Linked DNA regions of Homo sapiens: region 1 is linked to region 2. A link is a contact called in ENCODE Hi-C or POLR2A ChIA-PET data. All regions are on one chromosome and are shown on one strand. Each heading gives the region's core, a stretch centred on a gene start or an enhancer-like site at or near the end of the contact. The rest is flanking DNA. Distances are from core to core; before and after follow the strand shown. Region 1 holds the start of OSBP (oxysterol binding protein). Region 2 holds the start of OR4D11 (olfactory receptor family 4 subfamily D member 11).

Region 1 (6,288 bases), core at 232-2,731, 110 kb before region 2:
ACATTTGCAACAATAGCTTACATCTAAATGTTACATTAGTTACTGAATTTGTAATCTTCACAAATGTGTGAATAGTCAGTTGATCAAAAATAACGATTTCCTGCTACAAGAGAACGCATAGCAGAAAATGTTCCCAACACAAAGATAATGTTTGAGATGATGGATATCCCAATTACACTGATTTGATAATTATACATTGAATACATGTATCACAATATCAGATGTATCCCTGAAAATATGTACAACTATATCAGTTTAAAGATATAAAAAAAATTTTCTGTCCAAAGTTAAATATGTACAACTACGATATATCAGTTTAAAGATACAAAAAATAATAATTTTCTGTTCAAAGTTAAGCATATACATGGCACCTATGATGCTAAAACCAAGGGCCTTTAGGTCTGGAAGAGACACATAAAGTCAGGTCCTCGCGAATCTACTTCTGAAGGGGACAGAATCGGTATAGGCATATGACAGTCTAGAATCAAGACACAAGGGGTGTGGAGCGATAAAGAGCAAACAGGGAAGGGAACTAGGGGGACCATGGATCCAGGAAGGGGCTGGAAAAGCTACTTCTGGGCACCCCTGGAATCTGGGTATCCAGCTTCGAGTTAGAAGGGGGTCCTTCAAGAGAGCCTCAGGCGGGGGCTGACTGCCGAGAGTTACTCTGTCCTCCAGGTTCTTCCTAACAAGAAGCTACGAAGTTCTTATTCAGAAAAACGGAACACGACATCACACCCACGTGAAAAAAACGCTTTTAAGAGGCCAAGTCACTTTCACCTCCCACCAACTTGCCAAAGGCTGAAAGCAGGCGGACACGCCCCCAAGCGCTCTTCTCCGATTTCATTGGTTGCCCCGGCCTGCTCCTCATTAGGTCTCTCTCACTGGTCAGCAATGCCGCTTTCACAGCCAATTCTCAGAACCAATCATCTCCAACTATTGCCCCGCCTCTCCACCACGTGAGTGGCATAGGTGCCAACCAATAAAAAAAGAAAATAAGGATGTAAAGACGAGACTCCTTCCCTTTTTCCTCAACTCGTTCAGTAAATGGTAGAAAAGGTGGAGCAGCTGATACCAACCACCAATCCATGAGGGCGGAAAAGGATGATGAGAAGAGCGATGGGAGGGGGTGACGTGGCAGTGACAGGCGCATAAACTGAAATGAATGGCGGAAACAGCAGCCAATCGGCGATCAGATTGGCCGGGCATTCCGCATTCTCCCGTCCTCCCTGAGCGCTGGAAACTTCAGGAAAGCACCAATGAGCTTCCCCAAAAGTCTGATTGGCCTTTATCTGAACCAATCAAAGGTGGGTCTGGCGGACGCGTCCCACCCCAGGCTCTCACTGGGCGCTGTAGAATGACAGGCCCGAGAGAAATGCCAATATCCGCGGGGTCTTCCTCAAGTGACACTCAGCGGCACCAATCGACGTCCTTCTTCCCGGCGGCCGAGCCCTCCTCCCCGCGGCTGGCCGGGCGGGGCGGGGACGCTGCGCGGCGGTGGCTGATGCGGTAGCCGTGTGGGGCGCTCCGGGCGGCGACGGCGGCTCTCGTAGGCGGTTCCGGTCTTGTATCTCCAGGCGGCGGCGGCTCATGGCGGCGACGGAGCTGAGAGGAGTGGTGGGGCCAGGCCCGGCAGCCATTGCAGCACTTGGCGGCGGCGGCGCCGGTCCCCCAGTGGTGGGAGGAGGCGGCGGCCGCGGAGATGCGGGGCCAGGCTCCGGGGCCGCGTCAGGGACGGTGGTCGCGGCGGCGGCGGGAGGCCCGGGCCCGGGGGCCGGGGGAGTGGCGGCGGCTGGCCCGGCCCCTGCGCCGCCGACTGGGGGCTCGGGCGGCTCGGGCGCTGGGGGTTCGGGCTCGGCTCGAGAGGGCTGGCTCTTCAAATGGACCAATTATATCAAAGGCTACCAGCGGCGATGGTTCGTGCTGAGCAACGGGCTCCTGAGCTACTACAGGTAACTGCTTCCGGGGCGCTGTCGCTCACCTTGCCTCCCCCATATCTGCCAACAGTCCCAGCTCCGGCATTACCGCCAGCCGGCACCGCAGCCAGGGTTGCCCCAGGCCCCTTTTCGTCATCTGTGCGGATTGACAGCCCAGGGGTCGGAGCCCACTGTCACGAAAGTGAAAAGCCCCTGGACGTACACCTCCCCTCCCCTCGGGTTACCCACTCTTGGTGCCTTATCTTCCCTTCGCTCCCGGCCTTTCCAGTCATTAGTCGTTTGGAGAGCGTCTGTGCTTCCATTGTATTTCCACCAGCACATGGGTGCAATTATTAATTCTGCAAGCAAGGCACTGGTGTAGGTACTAAGGGAACACATGCAGCAGAACAAACCCGAGGCACTCCTCCCAAGGAACTTACAGTGGAAGTCCCAAGTTGTAGCTGTCAGTGCCCAGTCTCCAAAACTCAAGGTTATTCGTAGCTCTGGATGTACCCGTCCTTGCTCCCTTCACATTCAGACATAAGGGCATCACACACACAGGGTGGCTTCGGTATTCCGTCCCCTTTCTGCCTTATCTCTCCAAGACTTTGCATGTGCTTTGGCCTCTGGACAGCCCAGAATGGAGATGTGCACCCCAGTGCTGCTTTTATTTTTGCTTGCCCCACCTCCTCCCGTGGAAATGATTAAGTGTTTTATCTGGCATTTCTGTGATTTTTTGGTTAGTTAGGATTAACTTTTATTAAAAGAAGAATCCATGTCTTTGGTGTGATTACTTCTGTTCAACAAGGTTTATTTTGGACTGTTTAATATATATTTATGGTGACTCATAACCTGGCCATCACATGGCACGCTTTTGGGCTAAAAAGGATAGAGGAGTTAAGATAGGTGATTTGGGGACAGGGCGTAAACATTTCCTGAGGGCTGGACAATGTGTCTAGGTGTTTTATATACAGTATTTCATTATAGTATTTTGTTGACTCCCAACAACAACCCTAGGAGTTGGGAAATATTCCCATCTTACTGATGAGGAAAACAGACTTAGCATGGGCAACTTTCCCAAGGTTTTTGAGCAGCTGGGATTTGAAACTACTTCTGTTCACACTAATCTAACCTAAAACTCAGGTTAGTGTGAAATGAATCGGTCAGTTACAGAGATAATTGCTTATCAATAGCAAGTAATTTTATGGATCATGCTTACTATGTGTATTTTATGCAAAAAGTATAAAAGTCTCCTTTAAGGGATATTTTGCTTAATGACATTCCAATTGAAATATTTTTTTCCAGAGACCATCCTCTTTGAGACCCAAAACACTGATGTTGAAGAGCAGCTCACTCTATATTTCTTTTCCTTCACCAGGAATCATTCTGCTACCCAGAGAGTTAGGCTGAACAAGTCTCTTTTCCATCAACTCCACTGTATTGGCTCTTAGAGAATTTTGAGGAGAAATTGAAGGTGGGAGTTGGAGGTTGTTGGCAGGAACACATTTTTACCTGTCCTCTTACAGGGCAAAATGCCTTAGATAGCTCATCCTCACTGCTTAATCAACAGTTGTGAATAATTGTATATTTCATTTGCATTACTGTATTCAGAATTGATTTTAATTATGACCCTTTCGAACTACTTATCCAGGACCATCCATTTAAACTTAGATTACAAATCTAAAATTTTAATTTCCCCAGATTTTTCTCTCATTCAAGTTCATGTTTTCCTGTTATTATTGACCATCATTTTAATGTTTAATTGATTTATATCCTGACTTGTGTCGCAAGTCAATATTAATACTGTTTTTGCATTTTCAAAAATTGTATATCACCTCAGGGCCTTCGTATGTGGTCATTTCTCATCCAAGTTCTTACCGGATCCACTTTCCAGGCCAGTTGATTCTTTGATCAGTACTAGTGTTGATCAATAGTGATCTTAGACACTAATAACTTACATGTTGCTGTCTCTTTAAGTATTTGTTACCACTTTTAACTTCTCCCTTACAAGAGCTAGTGGTACCTGTCTGACTACATATAAAACTCCTTCCAAAACATACCAAACCACATATTGGGAAATATGCCATAGGCCTGCCCTAGTCAACTTAGGTGGTCCCACCCATAAACAAACCAGCGGGATCCAGAGTTATCAATCTGTGCACTACCCTCAAAATTGCACTGAAATACCTCCTATCAAGTATACTGGCAGTTTATTTTTTCCTGCAGGATTCTTCTGGTCCTCATCTTCCTCCAAGAATTATTTAGACAAGTTGTCATTCCTCCTGCTTTTCATACCTCCAAAACCTGCAGTTTCTTATATATGCTGTTTCCAAAATACTGTTTTCCTTTTAAGTGGGATTGTGTACTTCCTAGACCCATCCTCGGATGAGCTGTCCTAATAGGCCTTGGCAAACCACTTCCTTTACCTATCCTGGGCTTCCTTACGTACCCAGTTACTTAGATGTCCCATTACTTAAAACCTTATATGGAATCCCAACTCTCCCAGAAACATTGTGACAGGCCATAGTATTAGTTCTCCTGGCTAGCTTCTAGAGATTGAATTACTATTTCAGCTAGCCTTTTCAGGGAAGAACTTTCTGGCCAGAAAATACCACCTAATATTGTAGTGCCTGAAGAACCTATCTTGTACCCTGAGATTCATGTCTTTCCAGCTTCTGCACTAATCATTTATAATCATAAGTGTATCTGCCCAGACTCAAGAGCTCCGAGATCAAGTCTGCCTTACTCCCAGAGTTCCTTGGTATTTTTTAAACTGCTACAGACTTTTTGTAATTTGAGAAACTTCTTTAGTTTACAATGATGACCCAGGCAGAAGAGATTCCTACAATGATGACCCAGGCAGAAGAGATTCCTAAGAAGTGGTTTCCAAAAAGCTCCAATAAGGAGGAATGTGGAGGAAGGTCCAAGTAGTATACTTGGAGTAGAAAACATGAGCGAGCTGGCCTGTCAGCTGTGCATCTGTAATTCAGCCTGCATTATTCATAATGTAACTGAAGCTTGGGGGTGGGGAGGTAAGAATAGAAAAAACGGATTCATGTTACAGTGTGGCAGGTGCAGGAGATGGAAAATGGCCCAGTTCATTGAGACCCTTCTGGCCTTCCCATACTATTTGAGGAAGGAAGAGCAGTTCATGTGAAAAATTGAACAACAAACCTGTCTTCCAGACTTTCTCAAACATACCAAATCTTATGGGGTGTGTGCCATTTCTGGCATGCAGGAATTCTGGATATGCCAGGTGTGTTTGGCTGCTTGACTCCACTGAAAGGGAAATGGCTCTGCTTTGTACTGTGGCAGTTGGCAAAGGACTTTGACCTCTGTGTTCCAATTTGGACAGGGAAAAGTGCAGTCTCAACATGCAGGTTCCTGGGCATAACCAGCGGGTGGTAGGGAAATGACACAGTTTGTGTTAGACACTCGATTGTGCTAGAAGCTTGATATTTTATGTGAAGCTTGGTATTCTATGTGAAGTGTCTTATAGCTTGTTGTCACCAAGTAATGCTGTAAAGTTCAAAAGTTAGTCTATTAATAGAACTGTCAGTCACTAGAGATCGGGAAAATTTTTACACCCAGTTCTCTGAGAGCAGATCTGCTGAATCTTTCCTAGCTATTAATAGACGGCTTAGGAGTTCCCACCAGTAGAGTATGGTGGACCTTAGGAATGAACATATTCCAGAAAGATTAAAACACTTGGTGATTCCTTTTTACTTCCCCAGAAAGCTAGTTATTCTTATTTCATATCATTTGAACCATAGCCAATATTTAATACTCTAAACATTTAAGGGTGCTTTTTTTACACTTCTGCGATATAACTCTAAGCATGATGTAACATTGGGCTGAGTTCTCATTTGGGCTGAGTTACAGTCGGGAGCGAGATGGTTTGGTATATATAAAATAGAGCTATTCTTAGGAAATGAGATTGTTGCATGAGGTTATAGGGCAATTTATAATTACAACTTGCTAAGTAAAAGATAATTCCTGACTGCAAAAGGGCATGAAGGAACTTACTGAGATGATAGAAATGTTCTACATCTTGATTGTGGTGGTGGTTATGCACTTGTGTACATTTGTCAAAACTCATTCAGTTGTACCTTTAAAATTGCTAAATTAACATTGCATGTAGTTATACCTCAGTATAGCCTATTTCTTTCTTTCTTTCTTTCTTTCTTTTTTTTTTTTTTTTTTGAGACGGAGTTTCGCTCTTGTTGCCCAAGCTGGAGTGCAATAGTGGGATCTCAGCTCACTGCAAACTCCGCCTCTCAAGTTCAAGCGATTCTCCTGCCTCAGCCTCCTGAGTAGCTGGAATTACAGGCACACACCCGCACGCCTGGCTAATTTTTTTGATTTTTAGTAG
Region 2 (6,583 bases), core at 4,021-6,520:
TGTCTTCAACATTCACTATCCTTCAACATTCATTATCCTTTGGCTAATTTACTCTCCTTGGGCTCTCTGTTCCATCCCATGGGGCCTGTCCTCTTGGCTACTCTATAAGCCAGGGTTTATTTTTGACCCATTATCTTCTTTTGATATTAAATTCTCCTGTGCTGTTTCTCTCATCAGCTTCAGGGTGACTTTTTTTTTTTTTTTTTCGTGAGACAGAGTCTCGCTCTGTCGCCTAGGCTGGAGTGCAATGGCACAATCTTGCCTCACTGCAACCTCTGCCTCCCAGGTTCAAATGATTCTCCTGCCTCAGCCTCCTGAGTAGCTGGGATTACAGGTGCCCACCACGATGCCCGGCTACTTTTTGTGTCTGTGTTTTTAGTAGAGATGGGGTTTCACTATGTTGGGCAGGCTGGTCTTGAACTCCTGACCTCAGGTGATCTGCCCTCCTCGGCCTCCCAAAGTGCTGGGATTACTGACATGAGCCACTGTGCCTGCCCAGGGCGACTCTTTAAGCCTTATGAATAACAAGCAAACCTATTGTCATGTTTTGATAATAGAAAGCATTCCCTATTTAATAAAAGGTGCTGGGAAAACTGGCTAGCCATATGTAGAAAGCTGAAACTGGATCCCTTCCTTACACCTTATACAAAAATCAATTCAAGATGGATTAAAGACTTAAACGTTAGACCTAAAACCATAAAAACCCTAGAAGAAAACCTAGGCATTACCATTCAGGACATAGGCATGGGCAAGGACTTCATGTCTAGAACACCAAAAGCAATGGCAACAAAAGCCAAAATTGACAAATGGGATCTAATTAAACTAAAGAGCTTCTGCACAGCAAAAGAAACTACCATCAGAGTGAACAGGCAACCTACAAAATGGGAGAAAATTTTCGCAACCTACTCATCTGACAAAGGGCTAATATCCAGAATCTGCAGTGAACTCAAACAAATTTACAAGAAAAAAACAAACAACCCCATCAAAAAGTGGGCAAAGGAAATGAACAGACACTTCTCAAAAGAAGACATTTATGCAGCCAAAAAACACATGAAAAAATGCTCATCATCACTGGCCATCAGAGAAATGCAAATCAAAACCACAATGAGATACCATCTCACACCAGTTAGAATGGCGATCATTAAAAAGTCAGGAAACAACAGGTGCTGGAGAGGAAGTGGAGAAATAGGAACACTTTTACACTGTTGGTGGGACTGTAAACTAGTTCAACCATTGTGGAAGTCAGTGTGGCGATTCCTCAGGGATCTAGAACTAGAAATACCATTTGACCCAGCCATCCCATTACTGGGTATAAACCCAAAGGACTATAAATCATGCTGTTATAAAGACACATGCACACGTATGTTTATTGCGGCATTATTCACAATAGCAAAGACTTGGAACCAACCCAAATGTCCAACAATGATAGACTGGATTAAGAAAATGTGGCACATATACACCATGGAATACTATGCAGCCATAAAAAATGATGAGTTCATGTCCTTTGTAGGGACATGAATGAAATTGGAAATCATCATTCTCAGTAAACTATCGCAAGAACAAAAAACGAAACACCGCATATTCTCACTCATAGGTGGGAATTGAACAATGAGATCACATGGACACAGGAAGGGGAATATCACACTCTGGGGACTGTTGTGGGGTGGGGGGGGCAGGGATAGCGTCGGGAGATATACCTAATGCTAGATGACGAGTTAGTGGGTGCAGCGCACCAGCATGGCACATGTATACATACGTAACTAACCTGCACAATGTGTACATGTACCCTAAAACTTAAAGTATATATAAAAAAGAAACCTTTCTTTCTAGTTATAAGCATTCTACATAAAATGTAAATAAAAATAAAAGATTAAATTGTAAAAAAAAAAAAGTTTACAAAAAAGCTTTCCTGGGACTTCGGTAAGAATTGCATTAAACTTATACATTTTGGGAGAATTGGGATCTTTACTATGTTGAATCATCCAGTCCATGAACACAGTATGCTTCTCCACTTGTTTAGGTCTTGATTGATTTCTTTCATCAACATTTTGTAATTTCCAGCATACACAGTCTATACATTTTTTTGTTGTTTATAACTAAGTATTTCATTTTTAGTGACTATTAATGGTGTTGTTTTTAATTTTGGTTTGCACATGTTTATTGTCGGTATACAGAAATATGATTGATCTCTGTACATTGGTCTTGTATCCTAAGACCTTGCAGAAGTCATTTATTAGTCCTAAGAGTATTTTTCTATATTTTCTTGACAATGTGGACAATTGTGTTATCTGTATGATTTCTTCCTTTTTAAACTTTTCTTTTGTTAAAAAAAAAAGAAAGCTAGACATTTTAACATGATGGATGTTTTGAACTCAATATACATTTTCATGTTTTCTACTCAACCAGTTTTTATCTAAAAATAAGGAGTATGGGTCATATAGGAAAAGGGTGTTACAGGCCAATGGGAAACAGAAGGCGTGTTAGGTAAAGCAATAAAGGTGATATTAATAATGACATTTATCTTTGGTTGCACATTTATTCTCTGCCAGGTATCATATATTTCATGTATACCATCTCATTTTGTCCTTTACAACAACCTCATGAGATGGATATTATAACGAGAATCTTTGCGTAGGTGAACTATGACCTTTGGAGAGAGAGGTGAAATAACTTGCTCAAGATCGCACAGCTGGTGGATGGCAGAGATAGGATTCATACCTGGGTCTGTATGACTCTGAAATTAGAGCTTTCATCCACCATGCTTTACTGCTCTCCCAGATAATAACACTAGCCTATACTGCCTCTTCACAAACACTAGAAGTTTGAAAAAATAGACCGGGTAGAGTTTTTTCTTCTTAAACTCTCCCATTCTCTCTTTCCAGTGAAAAGAAATGTGAATTCTCAATGGTGAGGCCAAGGCAAAACTGACCCTTGTAAGGCTGCAACTGGAAAATCGGTCCTTTGATGGTAGAGATAAATTGCTTCATGTGTGTGGTTTCTGAAGTTTTGCCTTTATCCAAACTCATCATGAGAATGTGTGGCATGTCTAGTTCTGCATTAAGATATATACCTTTAGGCCATGATGAGAAATCTTCCCAAGCCTCATCAATCTTGATAGGAATCCAGGAGGATAACCATTATGTTCCTATGAAGTTCTCAGTAGCTCATGAGCCCACTTTAGTTTAATTCAGCAGAGGCCAATTTCTCAATCTGCAATAGGCTATGCATACCCACATATATGTACTCCAGAGGCATTGATCATGAGATCCTTCTGGAACAGGATTATAGTTTGGTATAGACAGGTCCAACAATGTAATAAATTACATTCATGTGGTGGAAGAACAATGGGTTGAGCATCTGAAGATGTCTCTGTAATTAACTTAATATAAGACCTTGAACACATCACTTTATCTCTCTGGGCTTTTATTTCCTTATCTTCTGAAAAAAATGTTGGACTTAATCATCTTATCTGCCTGCCATATAGCTGTCTTGATTGACATAAGGTTACTTGGTCTTTGGAAAAGTAACAGTCAGTTCACTCCTATAACACTAGTTAGTTCATGCTGCACAGAAGCTTAGGTTATCAGTTATCTACTAACTGAAATAGGAAGACAAATTGTTCATAGTCAGTATAGTTGGTTTACTGACAATGTATCTGAGTATGTAAATGTGAATTCATGGGAAAAATAATATAAGGTGTCCTTGGTGATGAAGAGCTGAATTTGTTTTCTTTTCTTTTTTTTTTTTTTTGAGACAGAGTCTCACTGTGTTACCAGGTTGGAATGCAGTGGCGCGATCTCGGCTCACTGCAACCTCTGCCTCTTGGGTTCAAGTAATTCTCCTGCCTCAGCCTCCCGAGTAGCTGGGACCACAGGCGCCTGCCACCACGCCCAGCTAATTTTTTGTATTTTTAGTAGAGACGAGGTTTCACCGTGTTAACCAGGATGGTCTCGATCTCCTGACCTCGTGATCTGCCCGCCTCGGCCTCCCAAAAAAATTACAGGCATGAGCCACCGCGCCCGGCCTCTTTTTTTTTTTTTTTTTGAGATGGAGTCTTGCTGTGTTGCCAGGCTGGAATGCAGTGACGCAATCTTGGCTCACTGCAACCTCTGCCTCCTGGGTTCAAGTAATTCTCCTGCCTCAGCCTCCTGGTAGCTGGGACTACAGGTGCGCACCATCATGCCCAGCTAATTTTTGTATTTTTAGTAGAGACAGGGTTTCACCATGTTGGCCAGGATGGTCTCGATCTCTTGACCTCATGATCCACCCGCCTTGGCCTCCCAAAGTGCTGGGGTTACAGCTGTGAGCCACCGCGCCTGGCCTGGATTTGTTTTCTATTCCCTTTCAGAAGGCACGAGTCTTCTCTTCAGTCTTCTCATGGCTGACTTCATTTCCTGGTTCCTCAGAGTGTAGATCAAAGGGTTCAGCAGAGGGGAGATGACAGTGAAGGTGACAGAGATGGCCTTTTCTGTGGGGAGGGCAGTGAAGGGCCGGGCATAGACATAGATGCAGGGCACAAAATGCAGGGTCACCACAGTGATGTGGGAGGTGCAAGTGGAGATGGCTTTCCTCCTGCCCCCTCCTGCCTGAGACCTCAGCGTCATTAGGATGACTGTGTAGGACACAAGCAGGAAGATAAACCACAGGGTAGTGACCAGGCCATTGTTGGAAATCATCAAGAACTCAAGAGCAAAAGTGTCAGTGCAAGTGAGTTTGAGGACCTGGGGGACATCGCAGTAGAAAGTGTCAAGAACATTGGGTCCACAGAAAGGGAGAGGCAGCAACAGGGAGATCTGCACGATGGAGTGGACAAAGCCCCCCATCCAAGAGGCAGAGATGAGGGCAGTGCATTGCCCTCTACTCATGATGGTCACATAGTGCAGGGGCTTGGAGATGGCCATGTAGCAGTCAAACGCCATCACAGAGAGAGAAAAAATGTCTGCCCCACCAAGGAGGTGGAAGAGAAATATCTGTGTCATGCAGCTTGTATAGGATATGGTCTTTTTCTTTGACAGAAGGTCCAGCAAGACTTTAGGAGCAGTTGTGGAGGAGAAGCAGATGTCAAGGATGGCTAGATTGCGGAGCAGGAAGTACATGGGGGTGTGAAGGCGAGACTCACAGGTCACGGTGACCATGATGAGGAGGTTTCCCAGCAGAGTCGTCATGTACACAAGACATAAAAAAAGAAACAAGACCAAACTCTGGTCTTGGGATTGAGTAAGTCCCAGAAATATAAATTCTTTTACTCTGGTGACATTTCCCAACTCCATTGAATCATGTTTTCTCTTTCCTGAATATCTTGGAAAAAATAATGTTATTTCAGAAAGTGTTTACTCTCTCTTAACAGATTCAAGTATTAGGTCTGAAAACTTGTGAGATATTACAATTTCAAGTTTATTGCCAATGCATGTAAAATGACATCTTATTATACAATCATGCATACACTTATATAAATTACAATTTTAAAAAATGTATAAAAATAATGTTGCAGTTATTCAAGATACTTAGGACATTATTCAAGATAAACAGAGGGGGATATTAATTATTTAGAAAGAGACTATTGTGGCATGGGAAATATAAAAATGGGATTAGTTTGTTGTGAGAATAAGGCAGTGCTTACTTTGTGTGACTAGAACACCTTGAGTTTCACAGGGCTGAGGATTTTGTTGTTTTTTCCCAGACTGGATGCTCCATTTAAATGGTTCTAAGAACCCCTGTCTGCAAAGAGGCCCCCCACTGGATTGAATTGTATGGAAGCAGCACCCCTCTCTTCTTAAATCACAAACTTATTTCCATGAAAAATTAGAAAATGTTTAAGCCATAAAATTTGTTTCTATTGCTCTATTCTTCTTTAAGGGGACTGCTTTGTTTCTTTCTTTACTTTAATCTACTTTAGGTACTGAAACCCCGGGGTGGTGAATAGCTCCTTAGCAATGGAAATAAAAATATTACTCAGAGCTTCTCTTCTGTTGTTTCAATTTCTTTCTTAAAAAATAATTTTTGTTGAGCTATCATTGACATACCATAGACTGCACATATTTGAATTCACACTTCGATAATGTTTTTTTTTTTTTTTGAGACAGAGTCTTACTCTGTCGCCCAGGCTGGAGTGCAGTGGCGTGATCTCGGCTCACTGCAACCTCTGCCTCCCAGGTTCAAGTGATTCTCCCACCTCAGCCTCCTGAGTGGCTGGGATTAAAGGCGTGTGCCGCCACGCCTGGCTAATTTTTGTATTTTCAGTAAAGACAGGGTTTCACCATATTGGCCCAGCTGGTCTCGAAATCCTGACCTTGTGATCCACCCACCTCGGCCTCCCAAAGTGCTGGGATTACAGGCATGAGCCACTGCTCCCGGCTGATAAGTTTTGACATATATACCTGTGACACCATCTCTATAGTTAAGAGAGTGAATATATCTATCACCCAGAAAATGTCCTTGTGCCCCTTTGTAGCCTGTCCCCTTTACCCTTCCTTCTTCAGGCAACAACTGATCTGCTTTCTGTCATTATACATTAGTTTGTATTTTCTATAATATTCTATAAGTGAAATTCTACTATTTGTATTTTCTTCTTGTCTGCCTTCTT

Evidence for each region. Hi-C counts contacts between places; a loop is a spot of excess contacts on that map. ChIA-PET counts read pairs that join two places held with the same protein, here RNA polymerase II (POLR2A). Pooled maps may share reads with other maps.
Region 1: a pooled map shows a loop between it and region 2 (3-fold over the local background). The contact joins the promoter of OSBP here to the promoter of OR4D11 in region 2. A Hi-C loop is called at or near these places in 5 of 50 pooled maps. POLR2A ChIA-PET finds 5 or more read pairs at or near these places in 4 of 52 experiments (GM10248, OCI-LY7, Panc1 and 1 more).

Annotation. Positions count from the first base shown.
Region 1 is chr11:59,610,967-59,617,254 of GRCh38, reverse strand. It overlaps OSBP (oxysterol binding protein), which reads left to right and starts at 1,481. Exons shown (of 14, transcript NM_002556.3): 1 at 1,481-1,952. The coding sequence starts at 1,591. It overlaps LOC101927226 (a long non-coding RNA gene), which reads right to left and starts at 1,301. Exons shown (of 3, transcript XR_001748237.2): 1 at 1,080-1,301. RefSeq lists an enhancer at 1,019-1,108 and silencers at 1,309-1,608, 1,629-1,848.
Region 2 is chr11:59,502,263-59,508,845 of GRCh38, reverse strand. OR4D11 (olfactory receptor family 4 subfamily D member 11) reads right to left here and starts at 5,270. Exons shown (of 1, transcript NM_001004706.1): 1 at 4,335-5,270. The coding sequence starts at 5,270. The coding sequence ends at 4,335.